2 separate regions of the Homo sapiens genome follow, and region 1 is linked to region 2. A link is a loop called in an ENCODE intact Hi-C map of the cell type or tissue named here. Cell type or tissue: OCI-LY7. All regions are shown on one strand. Links, peaks and the distances in the headings refer to the core of each region. The heading gives the core; the rest is flanking DNA. Region 1 has its middle 39 kb from the start of FRMD4B. Region 2 overlaps FRMD4B (FERM domain containing 4B).

Evidence for each region. A loop is a pair of places that touch in the nucleus more often than their neighbours do. Peaks named below come from ENCODE experiments on the same cell type or tissue, not always from the same donor. Only the 100,000 strongest peaks of a DNase experiment are listed, where the experiment ranks them.
Region 1: it touches region 2 in a loop (3-fold over the local background); 42 of 110 quality-filtered maps call a loop at or near these places.

What each region holds. Positions count from the first base shown.
Region 1 is chr3:69,420,112-69,430,600 of GRCh38, reverse strand. It overlaps a transcript of FRMD4B not described here. Among named protein-coding and RNA genes, the nearest start is that of FRMD4B, 39 kb to the right of the region's middle. RefSeq lists enhancers at 8,924-9,423, 9,424-9,925. In OCI-LY7, for the core only: a CTCF peak has its summit at 5,153; a DNase peak (open chromatin) is centred at 5,150.
Region 2 is chr3:69,318,975-69,329,463 of GRCh38, reverse strand. All of the region lies in intron 1 of FRMD4B (FERM domain containing 4B), which reads left to right. Among named protein-coding and RNA genes, the nearest start is that of FRMD4B, 62 kb to the left of the region's middle. RefSeq lists an enhancer at 8,507-8,556. In OCI-LY7, for the core only: CTCF peaks have their summits at 4,696 and 4,895 (motif pointing left); DNase peaks (open chromatin) are centred at 2,403, 4,523, 4,873 and 8,483; H3K4me3 peaks cover 2,389 bases; H3K27ac peaks cover 2,493 bases.

The sequences.
Region 1 (10,489 bases), core at 974-8,973, 100 kb before region 2:
CTTCACAGTAATATTCTGGGATCCTGGTCCAGCAATTGCCATATACGAGGTACTCAGTAAACATTTTGAGAGTGAAAGAATGAATGAGAAAGACAGGATCTTGTAACTGAAATAGACAGACAACATCTTTACAACAGTGCTAGAGGCTCAGAAATAGAAGGGAGTCTTACAAAAAGTTAGACCCAGGTAGGCAGGAGCAATATTGAAACTATTAACAGCCTCTCAGCACAAATAAGGATCAGCCTAAATAGGCCTTGCCCATAGTGCTGGGCAGGGTCTGAAAGGGCCTCTTGTGGCAGTACGTTTTACCCTTGAGGTGCTGGATTGTGGGGAGGTGGCTGGGATTCAAGAATGGGGCTCAGGGACTGGTCAGTTGCCAACCACTATGGTGGAATTGTCAATATCTTAACTAAGCATAGCTGTATGTGTGCATTCCTACTCAATATCAGTCCTGATTATAGTACCAAGCAGAACTCTTTCTAGTCCCGTTTGTACTAGAATACCATTCTCTGCCTTGGATCAATAAGAAGAGTCATCCAGGCCCGGGCATGGTGGCTCATGCCTGTAATCCCAGCACTTTGGGAGGCTGAGGTGGGTGGATCACTTGAGGTCAGGAGTTTGAGACCAGCATGGTCAACATGATGAAACCCTGTCTCCACAAAAAAATACAAAAATTAGCCAGACGTGGTGGTGCATGCCTATAATCCCAGCTACTTGGGAGGCTGAGGCAGGAGAATCACTTCAATTCAGGAGGCAGAAGTTGCAGTGAGCAGAGATCATGCCACTGCACACCAGTCTGGGCAGCAGAGTAAGTGAGACTCCGCCTCAAAAAAAAAAAAAAAAAAAAAAAGAAGAGGTCTCCAAATAGAGACCAGAGGAGGATTCTGATGCCCTCAAATTTCACCCAAGCACCCTTCTGCCCGCGTTGCATACCAGCAAGTCCTCCCTTATACCTGTTTTATTTCATGTGTGTGGATTTTGTACTGATATGTCATAGTTGTGCACGTTTTAGGGATACATATGTTATTTTGATACATGTATACAATGAGTAATGATCAAATCAGGGTAATTGGGATGTCTATCACCTTGAATATTTATCTTTTCTTTGTGTCGGGATATCTATTTTAAATAACCATGCTCGTCACCTATGAGACTGGCAAGGACAAAAAAATATTTTAAATACTCGTCATTGGAAGGATATGGACAAAAAGGCTCTCATATACTGTTGATGAGAATGCCAGTAGGGGCAATATTTTTAGAAGTTAACTTGGCAATACTTATCAAAATTCTAAATGCACATTCTTATTGACCAGGTAACATAACTTTTAGGGATTTATCTTCCAGATAAACTGGCACAAATACAAAATGATATATGCACAAGTGTGTTCACTTTAGCATTGTTATAATAGCAAAATTATGGGTGCAATTTGTATGGTTGTTGATAGGAGAGAAGTGGATAAATGATGGTACTTCCATCTAATAGAACACTCTGACCTTTAAAAAGTGTCAGGGTAGATCTCTCAAAGGTATTAAGTAACAGAGGGAAAAAAGCTGCCAAAATGGTGTGTATTATGAAATCCTGACACATGCTACAACATGGATGACCTTTGAGGGCATTATGCTATATGAAATAAGCCAGTCGCAAAAGGATGAATACAGTGTGATCTTACTTGTATGAGCTACCTAGTGTAGTCACATTCATAGAGATGGAAAGCAGAGTGGTGGTTGCCAAGAGCTGTAGGGAAGAGGGAATGGGGAGTTACATTTTAGTGGGCACAGAGTTTCAGTTTGAGATAATGAAAATGTTCTAGAGAAGGATGAGAGTGATGGTTGCACAACAATGTGAATGTACTTAATACCACTGAACTGTACACTTAAAAATGGTTTAAATGATGAATTTTTGTTTTATCTACTTTACCACAGTGTTTTTTAATGTTAAGAAGAGGAAAACTTTCCTGGTTTTTCCAAAGAAAAAGTGTTAATAGTTTAAAATACCACCATAATACATTTTAGTGACAATCAGTTAAAATTTCTTAGTAGTCTCAGGATCTAAAACAAAAGTACAATATTTTTAAAAGAAAAAAAATCTATTTTCCTTTTAAATGATGCCTCATGCACCTAACTTTAGTGGTGCAAATTAAGAAGCAACAAATTACCAGCCAACTGCCAAATCATAGTACCTCCTAGTTCTGCTGGGGATTAAAAGAGTTAACACTTGTTGTTTTAGGAACTTTACAAGTGTTAACTCATTTAATCCCCAGCAGAACTAGGAGATATTGTGATTTCCATTTCACAGATGAGATCACTGAGAACAGAGAGGTTATGTAACATGCCCCAGGTCACACAGCTAGTGAGATGCAGAACTGGTTGTCATCAAACCCCAAAATTATATAGCTCCAGAGCACAAAATAGTCTGAGCCACTGTTTTACCAACTCCCAGCTCTGAAGAGCTTCTGTATTAGAAGAGTCATCTATAAACTATGTTGGCCTTTTTAAGATTTCTACTGCATAGTTACAACTGAAAAGCTTGAGTGCACTGATACAGCTACTAGCTTTTCTTCAGTAGATGCTTGTTAACTTGAAATATGTAAATGATTTGTCTCTAACTGGGAAATTATTCTTTAACATTTACCTAGCTTCTTGGCTGGGCGTGGTGGCTCACGCCGCCTGTAATCCCAGCATTTTGGGAGGCCGAGGTGGGCAGATCACTCGAGGTCAGGAGTTCGAGACCAGCCTGGCCAACATGGTGAAACCCAGTCTCTACTAAAAATACAAAAATTAGCTGGGCGTGGTGGCACATGCCTGTAATCCCAGCTACTTGGGAGGCTGAGGCAGGAGAATTGCTTGAGCCTGGGAGTTGGATTTTGCAGTGAGCCGAGATGGAGCCACTGCACTCCAACCTGGGTGACAGAGTAAGAATCTGTCTCAAAAAAAAAAAAAAAAAAAAAAAAAAAAAACATTTACCTAGCTTCTTACTAAACACAGTCATGGAGGAGAACAAGGAAGGGAAGGCTACGTGTAAAAACACAAGTGTTCTAAGGTTTTATCAGAGAAGAGCTCTGAAAGGAATTCTCCATATTGGACGGGGAAAACGTGATCTTATATTCTTCTCCCTAAGGTTCATGTCTCCCAAAATGTTAGGTTAATTTTAAAAATATATTTCATGTTTATATTCAAACAGATTTAGAAAATGCTGAATTAAAAGGCATTAAATAGTTTCTCTTCTGCAGGAATTCTTAAGGGCTTAAACACAATGAGTTGCCAAAAAAACAGGTATATTAAGTAATATATAACAATATATTATAAATATATTATATAACATATAAATATATATTATATTTATATAGTATGTAATTGTTTCCCAGAGTTATTTTTACCACAGAGCCCTTCTCCCACAGAAAATATTGAGGGGTTAATGCTTCCTGGATCACTTTTTGGAAATCTTTGTATTAGGGATTTTCCAAATTTACCACCAGAGGTCAGTTTTCCCCTCCTTTTATATTCTGACTAAACACTGACAAAACTTAATTTTCTCTCAGCACACCTGAGACAGGCTGACATTTTTCAAGTAGACTTTGCTTAAAACTTTTAAGGGATGAGTGAAAGAAATAAAAAAATAAGAATCCCTATAAATAGTCACATTTCCAAAATCTATGAGGCTGAGCCAAAGAAATAGCAAATCTACCAAGCTCTGTTGTACCAGTATGGAGAACAAATTCTCAGCCATATTGCTTGGCTCTTTTTCCCTCCTGTTTCTCAGCCAAGTGGCCTTTCTGTCATCTCAGCCCCTAAGCGCATCTGTGGGCTTATCTTATTACATCTGAGGATAAATCCCATAGACCCTGTGTTTTCACGGTTAAAATTATTTTCTGATTTAAATATCCTGGGTCTGCAGTGTGATCTTTCCTCTCAGTCCTAGCTGGCAGCTCTGAGATAGCTCTGTGGTAATGAACAAATATGGCACTCCTGTGAATCTTCTAGTCCTAAGAAAAGCAACTATGCAGTTAATATGCTCCCCTCCTTTCCTCTGCCAGGACAGACATTATTAATCAACACAGCACCCTTTCTTTGTAGAACTCAGAACGGGTCTCACAATACTTCCTGAAACAGGGCTCCAGGCAGGCATTACCAATAGGTTGGTATTAACGTGAGAAAACTCTAAGGCTAAGTCGTAAATTCCTTCCACTTCTGGACTATTCTCTGTTGACTGTCTTTTGAATGTTAATCTCCGTAATCCTTTACCCAACACACACACATGCACACACACACACACACACACGCTTTTAAAAGTTTGTTTCAAATCCACAATAATGAAAACCTATTCATTACAGCCCCAGCATTTCCTTATTCATACCTTATCCTTAGCAAACTATATGGGTGCAACACCTGATTTAAAGAGAAGGGCTGTTACATCCCAGCATATGCCAGAAGCTCCACACTTAGCCCATTCTGTTGTTTAACTTTGGATTCCTATTGATAACATGGCATATGCCCTGTTTTAAAATTAGCACTTGCTTAGAGTTGCCTTTGTGTGAGGTATTTAGGAAATGGCCTGTGTTCTTGATCAATCTTTAGCAAAAGCTGTGGTATTAAAGCTATTAAAAGGCCTAACCTGTTATGGTAGACTTTGAAACTAATTATCACCTGACGGTTCATTTCTTTTTAATGCTGAAAGCTTATTTTAGCATTAAAGAATAAGAGGGTAATATAGTGTAGTCATTAAGCATACGCTCTGGAGTTAGATGAGGTTCAACTCTTGGCTCCCCCACTTACTTGGGCTTTGGGATCTTTGGAGAGTTACTAATTAATCCTTTTAAGTCTTCTGAAAAAAAAGATAAAAATAATACCTATCTTATTGTGGTGCTTTTATAAAACATTATTGTGCATCTACTTTGTACCAAGTGCAAAACATCACAGTGAGGATTGAATGAATTGGGAATTTACTTCACCTGGCATCAAGATGGAACTATTAATCTTTTAAAGCCCTTTTATGTTTCAGCTGAAGCCATCACGAAAGGTAGGGGCAAAAGAAGACATGCATGTTATTGAATTGCAGATCGATTAGAGATGAGATTTAGGTGGAGGCTGGCCAGCAGGGTCCATATTTAATTTCTCAGTTGTGCATTGGAAGTGAACTTTCCCCCATGGGCAGTAGGGTGTGCTGTGTGAACAGGATAACTACTTCTAGCACTAGTTTCAGGTGAGAGTGTCTCTCTTCACTTTTGGGGAGTGTGTTCGTGAACTAATGAGCAGCAAGTTCCACTTTGCTGTTAGTTCTCTAGCTTCTGTTTCTTGTGAACTTTAACTCCATGCACGTTTCTTATGGCAATAGAATTGATTAACATTTACTGCATGTCCTTTCTGGCCAATGCAGTGTTGAAATGAATTTACTGTGTAAGAAGGAGGTGACGCTAATACACTGGATATTGTTAAGAAGGCATCATGGAAATACTATATAAATTAACTACTGATAAGAGATAATAACACCATGAAAAACCATGGAAGAGATGAAAGCCTTTTAAAACACTAATAGCACATCACCTACCTTCCTATTTGCCTAAGTCACTGTCTGGCTGCAGAGAAGTAAGCAGAGGTAAAGTACATAAAAGCAGAGGGTTGCGGGTAGGTAGAAATAAAAGGCTGTTATAGTTCAAGTCCTAATTACCAAAGGCTAAAGATAAGGTCAACAGCACCTGTGATTTTTCTATATTACATCTATATAACTTGTTATTTAGAATCTTACATTCATTATTTTAGCTTTGCCTCTTGAAATCAGCTTCAGAATTACCTTCCTAAGCAAATTTTAAATTCATCTTTGAATTTTTAAAGAAGTTGCTTTTTTATTTAAATCCCATATTGGGATTTAAGGTAGTCAACATATATCTTACCTCAATTCTTTTGTCTTATAAAAGTAATTCTGTTTCTGCCAATCTAATAGGAGAAAAAATATCTCATTTGTTTAATATTTATTTCCGACTATCAGTGAAGGATTTTTGTATATTTATTGGCTGTTTGTGTTTCTTATGAAAATTGCTTATTCCCATCCCTCTTTGTCTGTGGATTTGCTTCTTATATTAGTAAGCTAAGAGAGAAACCACTCAGAAGTGACAGACTAAGGCACATGTGCCTTAATAATACAATCCTGGCTGTGCTGTGGCTTTCACCTGTAATCCTATCTCTTTGGGAGGCCAAAGCGGGAAGATCGCTTGAGTCCAGGAGTTCGATGCTGCAGTGAGCCATGATCACACCACTGCACTCCAGCCTGGGTGACAGAGTGAGACCTTGTCCTTTTAGTGTCAGTATACAGTCAGTTCTCATTATTTGAGGTAGTTATATTCAGTAAAGGCATCATGAACACCAAATTAGCAAATACTGAAACATCACACCTAGGGGGAAATAAGTTATGCTGCTATAAACCTCGTCACAACATTCTCATCAGCCAGTCAGTACATAACCTTGTTTTAAGTGTGTTTCTGTTTAAAGACACATTATTTAATATATGTAGTTGATTCATTAACATTGAACTCATATCAAAAGTACTATAATTCATGTTTGAATGAAGCTTATCTAAGACATTATTTTTTTTTAACAAGGACATTGCAGCTGCCTTCCACTTAGGAACTTTGTCCATTTGGGCTGCTGTTACGAAATACCATAAGCTGGGTAGCTTATAAACAACAGAAATGTATTTCTCACAGTTCTGGAGCCTGGGAAATTCACCATGAAGACACCAGGCCATTCAGTGTCAATGGATGAGGGTCCTGCTAATACCACTTGACAGTCCACTTGATTTGGTAGACCCTGATAAGGGTCCACTTTCTGGTTCATAAATGGCACCTTCTCATTGTGTCTTCACTTGGTAGAAGGGGTAAGGCAGCTCTCTGGGGCCTCTTTCATGAGGGCACTAATCCCGTTCATGAGGACTGTGTTCTCATGACCTAATCATGTCCCAGAGGCCCTATCTCCTATCATTCTGACACGGGTGATTAAGCTTCAAACTATTAATTTTGGAAATACACAAACATTCATACCACAGCTAATTTAGCAGTTCAGCACTATGCTTAGGGGGCATTTTAAACAGCAAAATCACCAACCAAAAGCACCAACATGTGTAAAACAGGTTGCTACATAGACTCTGAAAGGGACGTGTGTACCTAACATGAACTGAAACAAGAGGGCAGCGCTTTATTTTGTTATATCTCAGCTGAGAACAGGAGCATTGGGTGACTCAAATTTTTTGCTGTTCCCCACAAGTCAGAGAATGATTGCAAAAATACCTCGAGCAAAGGCTAAGTGTGGTGGCTCATGCCTGTAATTGCAGCGCTTTGGGAGGCCAAGGCGGGAGGATCACTTGAGCCCAGGAGTTTGAGGCTGCAGTGGGCTATGATTGTGCCACTGCACTACAGCCTGGGCAACAGAGCGAGATCCTGTCTCTATTTTTCAAAAAAGTACCTTGAGTATTGATTTTGGAGTTATGAATGAATTCTAACCAGTAGGCAAGTTTGAATTTTGTAAATAATGAGGACTGACTATATCAATAAATTTGTCTCACAAAAAAGGGCCCTTATGGTCCTTCCCTTCATTCCTGAACAACATTGGCTAACTATACAACTTACATGGGACTCATGCCCAGTGAGTCATATATATAAGTCAGAGCTCAGCAATCCCTGCCCTACAGTTCAGCAGTCTCTCCATCAGAGAACTTTCAGGACATAGGGGTCTGCAAGCTACTGCCTGTGGGCCAAATTCAGCACACTGCCTGTTTTGCTACCGTCCTGAGCTAAGAATGTTTTTTTTTTCCTTTTTCATTTTTAAATGGTTGTATGGGAAATCAAGTAACTATTTGACACATGAAACTTATACAAAATTCAAATTTTGGCGTCCACAGATAAAGTTTTATTGGAACAAAGCCATGCGCATTTGCTTACATATTGTTGATAGCTGCTTTCATGTAATAAGGCAGAAATGAATAATTGCCATAGTGATCATATAGCCCACAGAGCTGAAAATATTTACTGTCTGGTCCTTTATAGAAAAGTTTGGTGACTACTGACCTAAAACATTGCAGCTTGTCACAATGGAGGCTCTTGCACAGGCAGTTAAAAGCTCTGTATGGAAGTGATATCTCACCTAGCAGGGGAGGGGTAAGTACTAGAAGTAAAATAGGGTTTCTCTCTTCCCTGCCCCCTCTCCTTTTCTCTTCTTTTTTTTTTTTTTTCAGAGTCTCGCTCTGTTGCTCAGGCTGGAGTGCAGTGGCATGATCTCAACGCACTACAACCTCCCGGGTTCAAGCAATTTTCCTGCCTCAGCCTCCCGAGTAGCTGGGACTACAGGCACATGCCACCACGCCCAGCTAATTTTTTGTATTTTTAGTGGAGACGGGGTTTCACCATGTGTTAGCCAGAATGGCCTCGATCTTCTGACCTCAAGTGGTCTGCCCTCCTCAGCCTCCCAAAGTGCTGGGATTACAGGCATGGGCCACCACGCCCGGCCCCTCTCCTTTTAATATAAGTTTAGATTTCAAATCCCTATGAATGTACTTTGTGTGTTGAAGCAGATTAGAAAGTATCAGGCTGCTTCTATTAACAGATCTGCAGAAACCAATTTAAATGCAACTGAAGGGAACTCATCAGAGTGAAAATAAAATAATGACACCAATATTTTTGTGTTATGGTTATGCCACGAAATTCCAGTAGCGTTGTTTCCTATCAATTAAGAAAGTAACCTTTGTTTCATTTTGTCTTTATTTTTTGTTTTACTAGCTGAAAGTTATCTTAGACATCACTTAGGCCAGGGCTATCCAAGAGAATTTTCTACAAAGCTGGACATGTTTCAGATCTGTGTTATCCAATATGGTAGCCACTAATACCTGTGGCTATTGAGCAGTTGAAAGGTGGCTGTTGTGACTGAGGAAGTGAATTTTTAATTTTTGTTTAATTTTAATTAATTTAAGATGAAATAGTCACATGTGGCTAGTGACTAGCTTATGGGACAAGGCACATCTAGACTCAAGATTGCCAACTGCTCTGCAGGCTTGATTTGTTGCCAACACTTAAAGATTGGGAGACTTTATGTAAAAGTCTGAATTGTGGCTTCCCAGGAAAAATTGGAGCATCTGGAGACACTGGGAATGCCCTCACTGGACAAAACATGTGCTCTCCAGTCCCCACTGTTCCCTGTCATCCTGTACCCAGCCTGCTACATTTTCATTGCCTGCCTGGCCTCTGTTGGCACTTGCATGTACAATCCCTAATCTAATTCAACCTCAGATGACTCTTCATACGGGAAATAAAAGCCCAGAGACACAAAGTGCCTTATGCAAAGTCATCCGGTAATTAATACTAGAGCTGGCACCAGAATTCAAGGGCCTGGCTGGTATACTGTCTCCCAGAGATCTGACTACTGGCACCTCTGGGGCTGTGTGAGGGTGGAGGAAAAGGGGGACCAAGTAGCACCTGGGTGTATCTAAGCTGCCCTCACAAATCTCATCCTCACTTATTTCCAGGCCATGGGTAGGGTGGACACTGGGTGGGTGAGGTCTCTGCCTTCTTCCCATCTGGGCTGACTCAGTGTGAGCCACAATGGGGAGTGAGGGCGTGGGAGGGAGGGAGGCCTGAACTTTCCCTGGCCCTCTCCGTCCCTGACTTCCTCTCTTATTGTTTACCCTTGCCAAGTCCAGTGTTCTCAGGGAGGGCGCATCTGGTAACATATTGTTGGTCATTTATCCTCCCTGGCATCTTTGCTTCATACAGTTCCTCTGCTCTTTTGGATCCACCTTTCTTTTTCCAAAGGGCTTTTGGCTTCTTCTGATATCCTAGCCAATTAAATCTTAGGCCAGAGTAAAAGTAGACTACCCACTTAAATCCACACAGGAGGCTTTGAAATAGTGTTTCACAGTATGAATGTTACATATTATTGTGCATTTCTCCATTCTCATGTCCCGTTCAGGTGCCTAAAGTCCTTACAGGGATAATCTTGTTTACCAACCCCAGCAGATCAAACATCTTGACCCATTTGAAACCCGAACATCTCTAATTCAGAAATAGGGGGTTTAGCATAGTGACTCCGGAGACACATTCACCTGAATTTGAGTCCTTGTTCTGCCAGTTGCTAGGTCAGTGACCTGGGGAAAATCACTTAACCTCCTGAGCCTGAATTTTTTCAAGTGTTAAAACGCTTACTTTGTAGGGCTATTGGTGAGAAATAAATCTGATCATGAAGGTAAGGTAGAAACCATGGCACCTGAGACATATGATTGTTCCATAGGTGAAAAGAATGTAGGGTTGTTTTGGTTGTTTTTTTTTTTTTTTGATATCCCTTTTCATACAAGTTACACCTGTTGCTAGAAAGCGATTCTGCCAGTTTAATCAAGCCACGCCCCTTCTGAGATTTTTCCCAGGGATTATTTTGCTTATCAACCCCAGCAGATCAAACACCTTGACCTGGCCAGGCACAGTGGCTCATGCCTGTAATCCCAGCACTTTGGGAG
Region 2 (10,489 bases), core at 1,047-9,046:
GTAGGAGAATTGCTTGAACCCGGGAGGGAGAAGTTGCAGTGAGCAGAGATTGCGCTACTGCACTCCAGCCTGGGTGACGGAATGAGACTCTGTCTCAAAACATAAAAATAAAAATAAAGAAATAAATTATAATAGTCACCTTTATGTTGGCCTCTGTTCGCCAAGTTCTATGCACAACAACCCTGGAAGGTATTAGTAAATCTATTTTAGAGATTTAAAATAGTAAGTCCTACTAAAGTTAAGTAAGCTGGGCTTCAAACAGAATTCTCTGTAAACCTGAAGCCTCTGTTTGTTCATCTTTATCACGTGGTCTCTCAACGGCCTCCACATCCTGAGTGTTCTGACCATCACTTTCTCCACTGGTATGCTGGTAAATGTTTCTCAGCTGTTACTGGAAAGTGGTCCTGATCCAGAGCCCAAGAGTTCTTAGATCTCGAGCAGGAAAGAATTTAGGATGAGTCCATAGAGTAAAGTGAAAGCAAGTTTATTAGAGAAGTAAAGAAACAAAAGAATGGCCACTCCATAGGCAGAGCAGCACCGAGAGCTGCTAGATGGCTATTTTTATGATTATTTCTTGATCATATGCTAAACAAGGGGTGGGTTATTCATGAATTTTCCAGGAAACAGGCAGGCAGTTCCCAGAAGTGAGGGTTCCTTCCCTTTTTAGACAATATAGGGTAACTTCTGGATGTTGCCATGGCATTTGTAAACTGTCATGGTGCTGGTGAGAGTGTCTTAAAGCATGCAATTGCATTATAATTAGTGTATAATGAGCAGTGAGGACTACCAGAGGTCTTTTTTCATCACCATCTTGGTTTTGGTGGGTTTTGGCTGGCTTCTTTGCTGTGTCCTGTTTTATCAGCTGAGTCTTTATGACCTGTATCTTGTGATACCAGCCCTGCTGACCTCCTATCTCATCCTGTGACTAAGAATGCCTGACCTCCTGTGAATGCAGCCCAGTAGGTCTCAGCCTTATTTTACCCAGGTCCTATTCAAGATGGAGTCACTCCAGTGCAAACACCTCTGACACAACCAGCTCTGGGGAAAAAGGGACACTGATTTGCAACACTTGCCATTTTCTGTGGTGTAAATACTCTCACCTTGACTGACTTACTGATCTGGGAAGAGACGAGCAGTAGCATATCATTAAATGGTGTTACTTCCATGCAGATTCAATAACCACAAGAGCAAAGGTCATAGTAAATGTAGTAAAACAATTGGAAAGTGAAGAGTTTTATTACCTTTGCTTTTAATGCGATTTATTTCATTGTAAGTTCATATTAGTTGTACCTAACAACCAGCTTGAAAATGGGACAGTGGGCTTTCGTGAGTGGCCAAGAGCCAGCTCTCCACCACCATTCTGTCTCTCAAAAGATCTTTCCTCCCAGTTATGTTCCCTGGTGCTTGCCAATAAATCTTTTTTTTCTTAACTCCTTTTTCATATTTCTATGTTCTCCTGACCTGTGGCTTCCAGTTTTGTTGTTTTGTTTTAATCGTTGAATCCCACATTGGCTTCAAAAAGAGTCTGAATCCCATTTAAAAACACAGCCTGCATTAGGTGACAAGGAAGCTTCATGACTAAATAATATAAGCCTGTAAGTTGAGAGGAAATATTTCTTCTGTGACAGTGAAACAAGTCCTGGATGTTAAGATTAAGAATTTTTCTATATGTCCCAAATGAGTTTGACTTTTCTGTTTTTACAATTTGGTGATGCTTTTCTAAAACCCTTACCCAAATATGATGTTTCTACCAACAAATCAGAGATAGGCTAGGACTCTGGACCTAATACAATCCGTTTGTTTTAATTATAAACTCCCTAAGGAGGACTTATTTCAGCCTCTACCTATACATGAGTCACAAAAAATAAAGAGACTTGGAAAAGCATAAATCAGAGACATTCTAACAGGGTTGACGAAAAATTGAAACATGAAAACCCTGAGAGTAAGCATGTACTCCATAATTAATGTAAAGTTGATTCTGATTTTCTAATTAATTTTTGCTAATTCTTAGGTTCTCAGGACGATGTATGTGATTTGTTTGCTTTGTGAGTGGCTTCCATTGAGCCCAGGATTTCCAAATGTATTATACCGTGAATAGGCAATACCTAGAATATCTTTAAATTACAAGTACTGCAGTTTATTTTCAATATCTCTTCACACAAGTTACACTTGAGACTTTTAAGTCTTTGAAAGACGCAGTACTTTTTTACTCCTTCCTACAGGTTGTTTTTCACGGGAAAAGAGAAAACTGACAGTTGGCAAAGCAAAAAGTTTCCAAACCACAGGGTGTCTGCTGCTTGCATACTCACTGAAGCCAAAATTTCCATTTTCTACAAGGCAACTGGAGAACTTTCATTTCTGGTTAACCTGAACTGCAGATGAAAATGAAAATCCCCCCACCCCCAACCCACAGGCTGTGCTCTCAGCTTTTCTTAGTTCCATTTTTGTGACTTTTCCTGTTTACAGTATCTGTGCCCTCCCATTTTTTTGTTTTTTTATTTTTGACTCATTGATACTGTACCATGACGTCTAAAAATACAGCCTAACAACTGGTTTTAAGCAACGAGGCTGTTTCTTTCTGGAGAGGAACAGCAGAAATATCCTGCATGTTTTTCTGAAAATAAACATTTGACAGTCTCTTCTTGGTGCCTAACATGAGTTTCTAATTGGAAAAGCACAGTCAGAATATAAAGAGAATCTTGCTTTTCACTGAAGTTTCTTCCATGTAGATATATACCCTGATTTTTCCCTCTCATGTTGTTTGTTGAGCACCTTTTTGAGCTTGGCCTAGCCCCTTATAAACTGTGGGACCTCAGACAAGTCATTCTCAACTTCGTGGAATCTCAGATTATGGAAACTATCTGCTTCACAGGTAGGTTTGAGAGCTCAATGGGGAAAATGTATGTAAAAGCAGATGGCATAGGCAAAGCCATGAACACATATTAACTTGCATTTTATGGAGATGAGAACAAAGGAATGATCTGGTCACAATCAGATAAGGTGTTAGAGTTTACCACCTTCCTTCCCCAGATTTGGACATATGGACAGCTAAAAATGGTGGTTGTAAGTTAGTCTGTTGATTATCACTAGAAAAAATCAGATTGAATGAATCCCCAGCTATTAGGTTTTTGGGTCTCTCCAGGGTTTAACTGGCGGGTTGATTGTCAACTTAAACATGACAGCTTAGTGTCTTAATAATGTAGAAGAGGCTGGGCATGGTGGCTTATGCCTATAATCCCAGCACTATGGGAGGCCGAGGCGGGAGGATCACTTGAGCCCAGGAGTTCAAGACTAGCCTAGGCAACATAGTGAGACCTTATCTCTACAAAAAAAAAAAAAAAAAATTGATTAGCCAGGCATGATGGTGTGCACCTGTAGTTCCATTTACTTGGGAGGCTGTGGTGGGAGGATTGCGTGAGCCCAGGAGGCTGAAGCTACAGTGAGCTATGGTCCACTCCAGCCTGGGTGATAGAGAGAGAGACCTTGTCTCAAATAATAATAATCTAGGAAAACTTTTTTCTTGAGAGAAGTACGCACTTAAGCAAATTAAAATAACCATTTCTGGAGAACAGGATAGTACTCAATAGCTTAGACATTATTTCCACTAATAATAGTACTCACGGCACTAGGGTAAGGATAAACTGGTAATACATGTCAAGCACTTAGCACAGACTCTAACACCTAACCTATACTCAATAAATGGTGTATTACTGATGATACAATTATCATCTGTGCTTTAAGGTAGAGTTTATAATCAGTTCAACCTGCCTTAATACAAGAGGCAAACCCAAATGAGACTGATTTTTTATCCTTTCCATTTCATAGGGGCAGAAACTGAGATTTAGAGAGATACCATGATATTCTCTTAGGTAAATAGCAGGGCTGGGACACAAACTCAAACCTCGTGACTCTAAATCCTGTGTGCTTCTCATTGACACTAGGCTGGTGTCTCCTGATGGCCTTCAGCTCCAGGCTTAATAAGTTGCTTTGCTTCTTTATTTTTCTTTCTTCCTTTAAAACCTGGCTTTTCTTTTCACCAGACTTATCAGATCAGGCTAGAATCTGATAAGGGATTGTCATTTATGAGAATGCCCTCCCCAGGGAATGTCTGCCCGAAGCTGGCTGGAATTGCCTGCCAGGTTGGCATTAGAGCTGCAGCAATGGCCGTCCATTGACTGGCCAGCCTTTCTTGTTTACTTTCTCCCAACCTCTGTAAGGCAGAAAGGAGCATGCAGTTAAATGTTTAGAAAACACCATCAGCCCTCCAGTCTCTACTGGGAGCCACTTGACCAAGAGCAGTGGTCCAATATAAGTTCTCTCCATCAATTAATTTCTTTTCTTTCTTTCTTTCTTTCTTTCTTTCTTTCTTTCTTTCTTTTTTTTTTTTTAGACAGTATCTCACTGTTGCCCAGGCTGGAGTACAGTGGCACAGTTATGGCTCACTGCAACTCGAAACACCTGGGCTCAAGTGATCTTCCTGCCTCAGCCTCTCAAGTACATAGGACTACAGGTACACGCCTGGCTAATTTTTTGTAGAGACAGGGTCTTACCCTGTTGCTCAGGCTGATCTCAGACTCCTGGGCTCAAGCAATCCCCCCCCGCCTCAGCCTTCCAAAACATTAGGGTTACAGGAGGGAACCACCACATCCGGCCTTCTCCATCAATTTCCTCATTTCTCGTGCTTCCTGGGTAAAGAGAAGTGAGTTTTGCACATGCTTAGAACTCAATTCCATTGCCAGTTTATCTACTTCAGAGCCCTTATTATCTGAAAATATCATATTTGTTTAATTGTTACTAGTTTCTTTTTTTCTCCTCACCTCTAAAGCAGTTGTTCTCAAAAGAGGTGATTTTGCGTCCCAGGGGACATTTGGCAAGGTCTGGAGACATATGGGGGAGGATCTACTGACATCTAGTGGGTAGAGGTCAGGGATGCTGTTTAGCACCCTATAGTGCCCAGGACTATGCTCCGCAATAATGAGTTATCTGGCTGCAAATACCAATGAAGTTGAGAACTGTAGGACAAGCTCCAGAGATAATGCCCTTTCAGTCTTATTGGCTGGTATATAATAGTGCCAAGAACAGTGCTTGCACTTAGAGAGTGCTCAGCACATATTGGTTAAGTGAATGAATGAACACATAATCCAGAGCTTTTCCACACTGAATTAATTACATGTGTGCTAGGCTACATCTTAAGCCCAGAGTAATATGGAGTCAGGTCCAGGAGGCCACATAACTGACAAATATCATCCTGTACCCTGAGTGTTCACATATGCATGACACAGCCATGGAAGCATCCCAACAGGTGGAGATTAATTCCATCCTGACTGCCCAAGGAAGATCAATAGCAAACATAGACACCATTTTTAGCAGCTGCCCATATTTCATCAGTGTGGGGCCAGGAAGTAGCCAAGGGATGGTGATTGTAAAACCTTTCTCTTCTTCTGGCCTTGCTTCGAGACAGTGGCCTGAACCAGCCAACTCTGGTTTGGTGAGTCTGGATCAAGCTTTTCAGAGCAGTGTTAGGCTTCGCAATCAAGGTGATACATTAAGTGCCTAAACTACATGTGATTTAATATATAGGATGTATGAGATAGGAAATACTTTGTACTGAAGTAATATAGCCCTTAAGAGCATGGATTCTGGAGTCAGAACACCTAGGTTTACATCCTACTCTGCCTCTTCCTGGCCCTATGACCTTGTAAGGTGGGTCAGCCATGTACCTTTTCTGAGCCTCAATTTTCTCATCCATAAAATGAAGCTAGTAATGGAATCCACCTTACAGAGTTCTTATGAAAATTCATTTAAAACGCATATATATATATATATATATATATATATATATATATATATATATACACAGAGAGAGAGAGAGAGAGTTGGGTTTTTGTTTTGTTTTTTTGAGACAGAGTCTCGCTGTGTCGCCCAGGCTGGAGTGCAGTGGTGCGACCTCAGCTCACTGCAACCTCCACCCACTGGGTTCAAGCAATTCTGCCTCAGCCTCCCAAGTAGCTGGGATTACAGCATGCGCTACCATGCCGAGCTAATTTTTTTGTATTTTTAGTAGAGAGGGGGTTTCACCATATTGGCCAGGCTGGTCTCAAATTCCTGACCTCAGGTGATCTGCCCACCTCAGCCTCCCAAAGTGCTGGGATTACAGGCATGAGCCACCACGCCCGGCCATAAAAGGCCCTTTGTATATAAATGAAAGGATTTGGGATAGTTATCAGGCACACAGTCAGCAGCTGTTATCTTTGTTAGCATTTCTCTTAAGGCATGTTACTCAATTACTCAATTTCAGCTTTGGCAAACTGAATTCTCCTCTTCTTTGTCATTCCTCCCCTCTTCCCTCATTTCATTTTCCTTTCCTCCTTTGCTTCTTTTACACTGCCTGCTTTTCTCCCTCCCTCATTGTCTTTTTCCTTCTCCACTTCCAGTGAACCTGCAAGAGATGTACAGGAGTCCTACTTTGGTACGACTGATGGAACCTGAGATTCTACCCAACTTTATCACTGTATGACCAGGCACCACTTAACCTCTGTGCACTTCAGTTTGGTCATCTATGAAATCTAAACAGAAATCTCATGCCCATAACCCCATCACTTCAAGAGGCCAACGTGGGAAAAAATTGCTTGAGTCCAGGAGTTCGAGACCAGCCTGGGCGATACAGCAAGACCCCATCTCTACAAAAAAATAGAAAAAGTTAGCCAGGTGTGGTGGCACATGCCTGTGGTCCCAGCTATTCAGGAGGCTGAGGTGGGAGGACTGCTTGAGCCCAGCAGGTCGAGGCTGCAGTGAGTCATGTTCATGCCACTGTACTCCAGCCTGGGCAACAGAGCAAGACCCTGTCTCAAAAAAAAAAAAAAAAAAAAGAGAGAGAGAAAAATCTAAACAATGACTCTCCCTGGTAGGGTTGTTAGCAACATGAAAGAAGTCACTACACATGTGAAGCACTCCATACTCGTGTGACATGTAGTAAGTGTTTGCTAGAAGCTAGGAGAATCATTTATTGACACTTAAAAAAGAAGTCTCCAGTGATTGCACATTGGGAGGGTAGGCACTGTCTTGAAAGAACTTGAGGGAAAATCACAGCTGACTCCATTTGGAGACATCTGTGTCAGTCTAGGCCATTCTCTGAACGGGAGTGTCAATAGCTCATATTCAGTCAACACCCAGAGATGATATAAAGGGGCCCTGTTCAGCTAGGGTTGACATCATTAGGGTGAAATATAAAACTCCATCCACTCAATAGATCCCAAAGTAAGAACGTCCTAGATACATCCTTCTCCCGCTCTCCAGTTCCTCCAGAATATCTCATCTGATGAGGAGTTTAATAACACACCTTGTTCTCTGGGTGGAAAGAGTGTTTTTTATGTGTGAGTTTTTCTGGGCCAGGGCTTGGGAGTTGCCTGGAAAATCCTCGCTTTGGATTGTGCTCTGTCTGTTTAAATCATTTGTGAGCCAGACGCAATGGCTCACAGCTGTAATCCCAGCACTTTGGGAAGCCAAGGCAGGAGGACTACTTGAGCCTGGGGGTTGAAGACAAGCCTGGGCAACATAGTGAGATCTCCATCTGTACAAAAAATTAGCCAGGTGTGGTGGCACTTGCCTATAGTCCCAGCTATTCGGGAGGCTGACGTGGAAGAATCACTCAAGTTGGGGAAGTCAAGACTGCAGTGAGTCATGGTTGTGCCACTGTACTCCAGCCTGGGTGACAGAGTGAGACCCTGTGTAGAAAAAAAAAAAATCATTTGTGAATGTATTTCAGTGTTAGCTGTGTCTGGGTTCTGAACAGTTAAGACATTTCTTAACTCAGCAGATATTTATATACCACGGTCTCACCGTGTGCCAGGCACTGTTCTAGGCCCTGCGGAGACAGTGGTGAACAAAGCAATAAAGCTCTTAGACAGTTTTGGACCACTGTAGGGCTCAATTGGAATTATGGAACCTGCCTAGATAGCTGGGTTTTCACCCTTCCAGATGGCAGATTTCACTCTAGAAGGTGACCGCACAGAAAATCCTGAGGAGGCATTTTTATGAAGCAGGCCCTTTCTCACTAGGCTTTCGAAAAGGTCAAAAGGAATAAGGGAGAGAGAGAGAAGAAAAATTTTTAAAAAGGCTTGCTGCTTCCTTACCAATTTCATATGTTTCTGTTCCAAAGAACAACTAAAGCAAAGCCGAAGTAGGCTACGATTTTGGTCTTTTTTTGTAGCTATTTCCTGTTGCCTTGTAAGACGACCCCGTTGTTATGAGTGGTTCCATACTGCCCTGTCTTGAATTGCCTTTTGGTTTCTTACCAACCCACTCTCCTCTCTCATCTCCTAAACCAGGCAGTGGGATTGGGGGCCAGGGTGGGGGAGTGTGTTCTCATAAAGACTTGAACCCCACTATGGGCTGCCGCATCAGGGCCCTCTTTGAAACCAGAGGTCTGGCTTATAGCCAATTCTTACTTCCCTTCTGATCTTCCTCATTTAACCACTGACCAGATGGACAAAGTCTTTCCACCAGTAATCAGCACTTGCACTCTGAGGACTGACTCTTACCAGCTGGGGAGCAAACAGGCCAGCTGGAGACCGAGGTGGGAGTTTTAATCCAACACATGTAATTTTTGCCTTCGAATTCCTGGGGTTCCATGAGGGGAGAAGGTAGCGGGAAGGGGATCAAGTCAGAGTAGATGTGAAGAGAAGCTTTCCAAAGAGATCGTTTTTTAAATATGTTTTTTATTTCATCTGAAGCATTGCTGCTATTAGCTGCCACTAGGTAGGGGTCAATTCTGAAACTATTCTGATGGTCTCTGGGGGTTCAGAAATGATCCTATATTTGTAAATATAATCATTGTGCTCCACATACAGCTCTTTTCAAATATAACTCCTGTTTTTTTGTTTTTTGGTTTTTGCTTTTAGAGACAGGGTCTTGCTGTATTGCCCAGGCTGGTCTTGAACTGCTGCTGGGCTCCAGCGATCCTCCTGCCTCAGCTTCCCGAGTAGCTGGGACTACAGGCACACACCACAATGCCCGGCTAATTTCTTAATTTTTTGTAGAGATGGTTTCTCACTATGTCGCCCAGGTGGGTCTCAAACTCCTGGGCTCAAACAATGCTCCTGCCTCAGCCTCCCAAGGTGTTGAGATTACAAGAGTGAGCCAACACACCTGGCCCAGGTCAGGTTTTAAGGTAAATTTAAAATTCCCAGTTGGGGTTTTATTTTTTTCTGTTTGTTGTTATAATTTTTAAAAAAAATTTTTTAATTGACACGTTGGGGAAAAAGTTCATTTGAATAATATGGTATTTATTACATGAGTAACCTTGTTCAGGTCACTTACGCTGTAGCCTGGGAGTCAGAGTCCTGACTTTTAAGCCCAGGTCTGGCATTAACTAGCTGTGTGGCTTTGGGCACATCCATTCCTTAGTTTCCCCATGTTTCAAATAAGCAGTGGTTAATAGATACCGTCTAAGATGCTTTCTATTTATAAATTCCGCAGTTCTAACTACTTCTATTCAAATTATGTTTTTCTGGAAGTGAAATGAGTTTTCATGCCTGCTTCATGATTCTTTGTTTTTGTTTTTCTACCCACTCATCTGATCCATCGAAAATGGGCTGCGTGGGAAGTTTTCTCACCATTTGTCACTTTACAGTGTGTGTAGTACCATCTGTATTGCTAAGTGGTTAAGTGCTTTGGGCTTTGAATTTGGATCTGGTTCTGCCACTTATGAATTTTGTTATTTATCATCTCTCTAACATCAGTTGGAGTGCTAAGAGTACCCACCTCATGTAAGCATCATGAGAATTGATTATGTAAAGTGCTTAGTGCAATACCTGGAATATAGAAAGTGCCTAGGAGTGATATTATTGATATAATTAAAGTGCCTCGCTGGGTGCCAGGCACACAGAAGACACTCAGAAACCAGTGGTTCCTTCTCTTTCTTTATTTCCCCTACAGCAGCTCTGGAGAATTTTTCTGCCATATGCTTGTTAAGTGACTTGTTAACTTTACCTGTTATTTATCTTCTTTAAAATGGGTCAGTAATATTCCTCCCATTAAAAATGTGTTTTTTTAAATAGGAAAATATATAGATTACAGAAAAGCGTAGCTGTCAGTTTTCAAACAAATGGGGACTACAATAATTGTGGGCCTCAGAAGTGGCTGATTTTATTCTGAGTTTCAGATTAAATGCTGTCAGGACATTTCTTATAAGGCTCAGAAAGGTCAAGTAATTTCTCTAAGGTAGCACAGCTAGTAAGAGATAAACTATGCTTTCGATCCAGAGTATAACTGCATTAGAACTCCTGTGCAAGTTACATCACTTGTCAGGCCTTAATTTCCTGGTGGTTAAAATGAGGATGCCCCCTTGATAGGTTTGTGTAGAGGTTGAAATTCTATACATTAATGAGTGTTAAATGTCAAGCACTTTGCCCGGTCCACAGCAGGGTTTGTGTTTGTTTTGGTTGTGTCTCTTCGCTGGCACCACTTCAATCAGGGTTTGCTCACTCAG